2 separate regions of the Homo sapiens genome follow, and region 1 is linked to region 2. Evidence: chromatin loops called from intact Hi-C (ENCODE). Cell type or tissue: heart left ventricle. All regions are shown on one strand. Each heading gives the region's core, and the rest is flanking DNA. Links, peaks and the distances in the headings are about the cores only.

The links. Peaks named below come from ENCODE experiments on the same cell type or tissue, not always from the same donor. Only the 100,000 strongest peaks of a DNase experiment are listed, where the experiment ranks them.
Region 1: it touches region 2 in a loop (21-fold over the local background); 5 of 110 quality-filtered maps call a loop at or near these places.

Annotation. Positions count from the first base shown.
Region 1 is chrX:126,819,767-126,822,638 of GRCh38, reverse strand. It overlaps PRR32 (proline rich 32), which reads right to left. Exons shown (of 2, transcript NM_001122716.2): 1 at 2,776-2,872; 2 at 853-1,980. The coding sequence starts at 2,795. The coding sequence ends at 1,104. Among named protein-coding and RNA genes, the nearest start is that of PRR32, 1.5 kb to the right of the region's middle. In heart left ventricle, for the core only: no CTCF peak of the experiment used is centred there; a DNase peak (open chromatin) is centred at 1,788.
Region 2 is chrX:127,029,904-127,032,831 of GRCh38, reverse strand. No RefSeq gene overlaps it. Among named protein-coding and RNA genes, the nearest start is that of PRR32, 210 kb to the right of the region's middle. In heart left ventricle, for the core only: no CTCF peak of the experiment used is centred there; no DNase peak of the experiment used is centred there; H3K27ac peaks cover 324 bases.

The DNA of each region.
Region 1 (2,872 bases), core at 373-2,872, 210 kb after region 2:
CTTTATGCTGTTCTCGTGATAATGAGTGAGTTCTCACAGGATCTGTCAGTTTTATAAGTGCCTCCCCGACCTTCACTCTGCACTTTTCTCTCTGGTTGCCATGTAAAGAAGTACGTGTTTGCTTCCCTTTCTGCCCTAATTGTAATTTTCCTGAGGCCTCCCCAGCCATGTGGAATTGTAAGTCAATTAGACCTCTTTCCTTTATAAATTGCCCAGTCTTGAGTATGTCTTTATTAGCAGTGTGGGAATGGATCTAATACATATAGTAAGCTCTTTGTTGAGACAAAGGGTGAAAGGATCAGTCCTGTTCCACCTTGATTTTGGACTCTTATTGAGCCAGAGCTATATATACTATGTAATTAGCAACAAGGAAAAGTTGAAACACAAACACCAGTTCGTGTTGAAGCAGTGGTCTAAGAATACTCTTCCATCTTCCCTCCTCCTTCTTTCCTGACTTTTCAACTTGGTTCTGCCTATGACTGCTAAATGTTAGCTCTATTACTCTCACCTCAATCTCATCTGGCTTCTTTTACTGTTTGTTCATTTTTCTCTATTATCTGAACTTTAGGCTGCCTTTATGGAACTTTTCTTAATTCAGCCATCCAGCTCTAAGCACCCCTTATAGCCTTGGGTAGATAGAGATTCCCCAATCTAGCCTTGGCCTAGGAAGAACCTAACCACCCTTCCCCAGTCACACTGCAAGACAACTCAATAGAAAATAGTAACAGTCATTTAACTAAGCCATTTAGAAAACACTGACAGGTTTGTTTCTGCTTTAATTACCTTAAAGATAGAACACAAAATCCAAGGCTTTGGTTCCTGGGGTGTCATTTTGAAAAATAATTTACAGCATTTCAGACTTCACAATCTTTATTTAATCTCCAGTATGTAGGGCACATTTGTGCTAAACAGAGTGTGGTAGGGTACAAGGTTTCAAATAGGGCACATTAGTGCTAAACAGAGTGTGGGAGGGTACGTGGTTTCAAGTAGGGCACATTAGTGCTAAACAGAGTGTGGGAGGGTACAAGGTTTCAAATATAAAAGCATAAATGAATAACTTTCACCTCTTTCCACAACCCTTTTTTCATCCTTCCTTTTTGCCATCAGCTGTGCTCTCTGTTGGGTGATGCAGGAGCTGGCATTCCCCCAGAATGGAAATGGGCAAAATAAGAAGGCAGTGGAGGACCAAATATCGGAGGAGGAGCAAAAGGAAGAGGCATAGTGAGAAAGGGATTGAAAATCGGAGGTCGAGGAGGGATGAAACAATGAACAGTAGAGCAAGAAGGTAAACCTGGAGTACTGGAAGACAACGGGATAGGCCTTGGCCAATTATGCATGGGGTGGCATGGGCCCCTGAGTGGGAAAGAAACATGAGCCAGCTTTCCTCTGCAGGCTATTCGTGTATTTCCGGGCGGCACCTCCATTACTATCCCTGATCTAAGGGTGGGAATATGTGAAGGGCCTCTCACTTGTGGGCCCCTGGGTGGAAAGAACCCTTTACCTTGTGGCAAAGCTACATGCAACCTTGCGTTATTACTGCCTCTCTCAGTGCCCCCATTGTTGACCTTTGTGCCCCCTACTATCAGTGCAGGAGGGCCGCCAGAGACTTCCCAGGACACATTAATAGCATCCTGTCCCTCCTGCCTCCAGCCTGCCAGTGCATCAGAGCTGTTTACTTCTGCTGTTGCTAGGGACTCTTCTGCAACAGCAGGTGGTGGCCCGTAGGGGTGTCTATGAGCTCTCAAGCTATGAAGAGGAATGCAGGATCCTGTTCTTTCAGAGGGCCACTCCAGTTGCTTGCTATCCAGATCAGTCAGCACATTGACGGAAGGTCTCAGCGGTACTTGAGGTTGACCCCAGGGCTCTGCGTCATCCTCTGGCTTGGAACTCAGACATTGCAGGGGCATGTCGTGGTGCAGCTCCTGGTTCCCATTTTTGTCCACAGATACTACCAAGGGTGAAGGGGCGTGCCCTCCAAGGCTTGCAAAAACAGAAATCAAACAGCTAATAAAAATGGAAATGCACTGACCAGAAAATAGCTACAATATGTAATTGACTGAGCTCACTGAAATATACCAGGGAAAAAAGGAGTGCCCTCTCCCCTATATGTAGCCAAATACTTGCTCAGCGCTCTGGCCCCTTCCCAGGTGGCTTCTTTAGTACTAGGCTACATGATTACCCTTCATGACTACTCAGTGGCCTATTTCATTCCTCATTTCCCCACCTCCACAAGGCAGCAAGGAAGCTTAGAAGATGCACATAACTTAATAGTAAGCATATAATAGAAAATACCAGCTTTTTCAATTCTCTCTAGGATCTATGATTCACTAATCCTGGCATTCAGATTCTGGCAAGATTGTTCTGGTATGTCTTCCGAAGTAAAATATCTTTTTCTTCACAGAAGTCAAAGAAAAGTTAGTTATGTTAACAAACACACAAGTTTCTCTTCTTGAGGTATCATTCAACACTCACACCAAATTTTGTTAAAAATTCTTTCATTCAACCACCACCACACCCTAGAGTAAGAATTTCCTCATGTTTAAACCCCACTGTTTAGACTAGGGATTTGTAAATTTTCTTTCAAAATTACACTTCAAAGTTGCCACTCTTAAATCCGGTATTCTTAGTAACTAAATTTATGTCCTTCAAGTTTTTGTCTGTAATTTCCTCCCACATCTCCTCCAACCCATTCATCCCTGTCCCAGTTACACAATAAAGCAATTCAAACTGACTTTGCCTTCAAAATTAAACAGTTGTACTCGGTTTTGTACTTACACGTTTTCAATACAAGCCATGAAGAAATTTGATCAGAATAGCTTTCCTGAGGTGGTGGAGATAACCCACTGAACAGGCCAGCTAGGTCTGGAGAAAT
Region 2 (2,928 bases), core at 278-2,777:
CTTCTATTCCTGCCAACCTCCAGGAGATACTGAGTTCCACGTTGTGTTTGGATTCAAGGGAAGAACAAGTATTGCCAAAGATCAACTTGATGTACCTAACTAGTTTGTCTAGAAGTGACATTGAAAATGATTACCTTATGGGCTAAATATTGCCACAGATATGTTTGTTTGACCTACACATTTAAAAAATGTTTTTATGTCATTTGTTGGCAGTTTAAAATGGAGAGATTTCACATAAAATCCAGTTTAAAGAGGTTCTCCTGAAAAATAAAAAGATCTGGCAGTAGTGGGTTTCCTTCCTCACATAATGAAAATTGACTGGAGCTAGATAGAATATTCTACTTTAAAAAGGACATGGGACTTCAGTTTATCATAGTTCCCACTAATCTCTATTTTTCCTACACATAGCCTGTTTATTCATTTGTATTTATATACTATATGTCCCTGCAGCTCTAGGATTTTAAGTCTGTGACTTCTGAAATCAACCTTATATAGAAATTTTCATGTTTGAATGACCCATATCTTTAAACTTCTTAAATAATTAGGAAAACTAGAAACCTGAGATACTTAACATTATAAAAAGATGGTTTACAAACACCACATGTTCTCACTCATAGGTGGGAATTGAACAATGAGAACACATGGACACAGGAAGGGGAACATCACACACCGGGGCCTGTTGTGGGGTGGGGGGAGGGGGGAGGGATAGCATTAGGAGATATACCTAATGTTAAATGATGAGTTAATGGGTGCAGCACACCAACATGGCACATGTATGCATATGTAACAAACCTGCACGTTGTGCACATGTACCCTAAAACTTAAAGTATAAATAAATAAATAAATAAAAAGATGGTTTAAAGGACATTGTGATATTACTGTAAATATTCCTGAAGTGTGATTAAATTAAATTAAAAAATTAAAAGTTTGTGCATCATAAGACTTTACAAAAAATATAAATACAGCCTACAGTAGTTAATTCAATAAGCTTGTTTTCTGCTATTCATTCATAGCATTTTTCATCTCATCCATTTAATGGTTGTTTAATTTTGCCTTTTATGGTGCTTGCATTCCTTATTCTTTTTGTTTTCCTCTTTACAATCCCCAACACAGTGGCTTCTATATGCAGGTGACTAATAAAATTTTCTTCAATTCACTATCAAGTGAATGCTAACTTATCTTACATTCCCCTGATAATTATAATCATTTAAGAACACTTAAAAAACAATGGCTTAGCAATAAAGAAATATTTCATAGGAAATGTAGAACAAAGAAGTGATCAAATTCACTTTTATATAATGAGTAATATATCCTAGATGAGTAAATTTAAGTCACATTTTTAAGGAAGTAAAGAAGTGCTTTATAAGCAGTTGGCAGAAATGAATCTATAGCAGTGCAGGTGGGAAAATAATGGAATCAATAATGGAATCAATAATGGATTAATAGAATCAGTGAAGACATAGCAGTAACATTGGTGTGAAATGAGGTTATAAATAAGTGAGATTGCATGCAGTACATGGGCCATGATTGGAAGTAATACAAAATACACATTTGTGAGCAACCAGTAACAGGAGTTTTGTTCATTCTTTACCTTATGTATCTAATGCTTATATAAATGTAACACATTTGGCTCTTAGGCAAGCCAGAAAAATTAGACAGAGGTTTCTCTGACATTTTATCTATCAAATCAGGGGGATTAGAGATAGTGCTGTATCTCTTTACCTATTATTTAAATAGGAATAAATATATATACATGATACATTTCATTGATCCTACAAAACAAGGCAATTAATGCCACATGGCAATATCTTGCAATATAATTGAACATAATAGATATGGAAGTGAAGATTGCTTTAGGATTCTATCCACTCACTGGGAAAACTATCATAAAACCTTAAGTCTAGTTTTTGAAAAGGCAGTATTTACATCACAATAGAAATAAATCACCCATATACATCACTAATTCTATGGTTATATAGAGCCAGCAAAATAGCCTGTAGCAAGGCAAATTTAGTCATTATAATTTGATGGACGTGTGTGTATGTGTGTGTGTGTGTGTGTGTGTCTGTATGTGTGTGAGAGAGATCAATATACATTGCTACAAGCATGCTTATGTAAGTATATTGATTATGAAACTTGTTTTAGCACTCTATACCAATTGATGTTTTTCATAATGCTGTCTGGTGTTTGACGACTCTTGACTTTGTTGTTTTGTTTTGTCTTCTTTTTGTACAAGCAGAGTCTTGCTCAATCTCAGTGGCTCTAACTGGAGACAGCAGTACTGGCCATGACACCCTCCCTACCCTGATAAAAATAGTTATAAAGACAGAGTGGAGCTAGAGTACTGATTGTTCCTTCTAAACTGCCCAGATAACAAAGTAAAATTCACAGCACAATCTTCTTAATAAAGAATAACCTACAAGTATATTAAATGTTTATCCACTTAAGTATTTATCCACTGAAGTACTTTTAAAGCTTTTTTAACTCTGACAAGCATAATGAAAAAAAATTTGATGATGATCACGAGTAGAAAAACATGCATGTAATTTGGTCGCTTGCCAAATAATTGAAGGACACACTAAATAACTCCTCCGTATCAGAAGAGATGATGACACAGGCTGAAAAGAAGCCCAAAGCTGTCTGTGTTTAAACAGATTTACTTAATAGGAAGGCTTGTTGTATCTTTAGGCCTTAAAAGGAACAGAAAACAAAGAAAGATTTTTTTGAGGGGGATTAAGGGGAGGCCGTGGGATTCCTGCCATTAGTATTGGATGTTGAACTTATCTTTCTCATAGAGCAGGAGTCATGCTTCCTTTCTCCTCCAATCCCTCAAAAAAACTTGCAACCTTAAAAAGAACAACAAAAATCTTCTTTTTATGGTTAAGGTATTTCTCTCAAATTCCACTAAAGGAAAACATTAAAACAAAA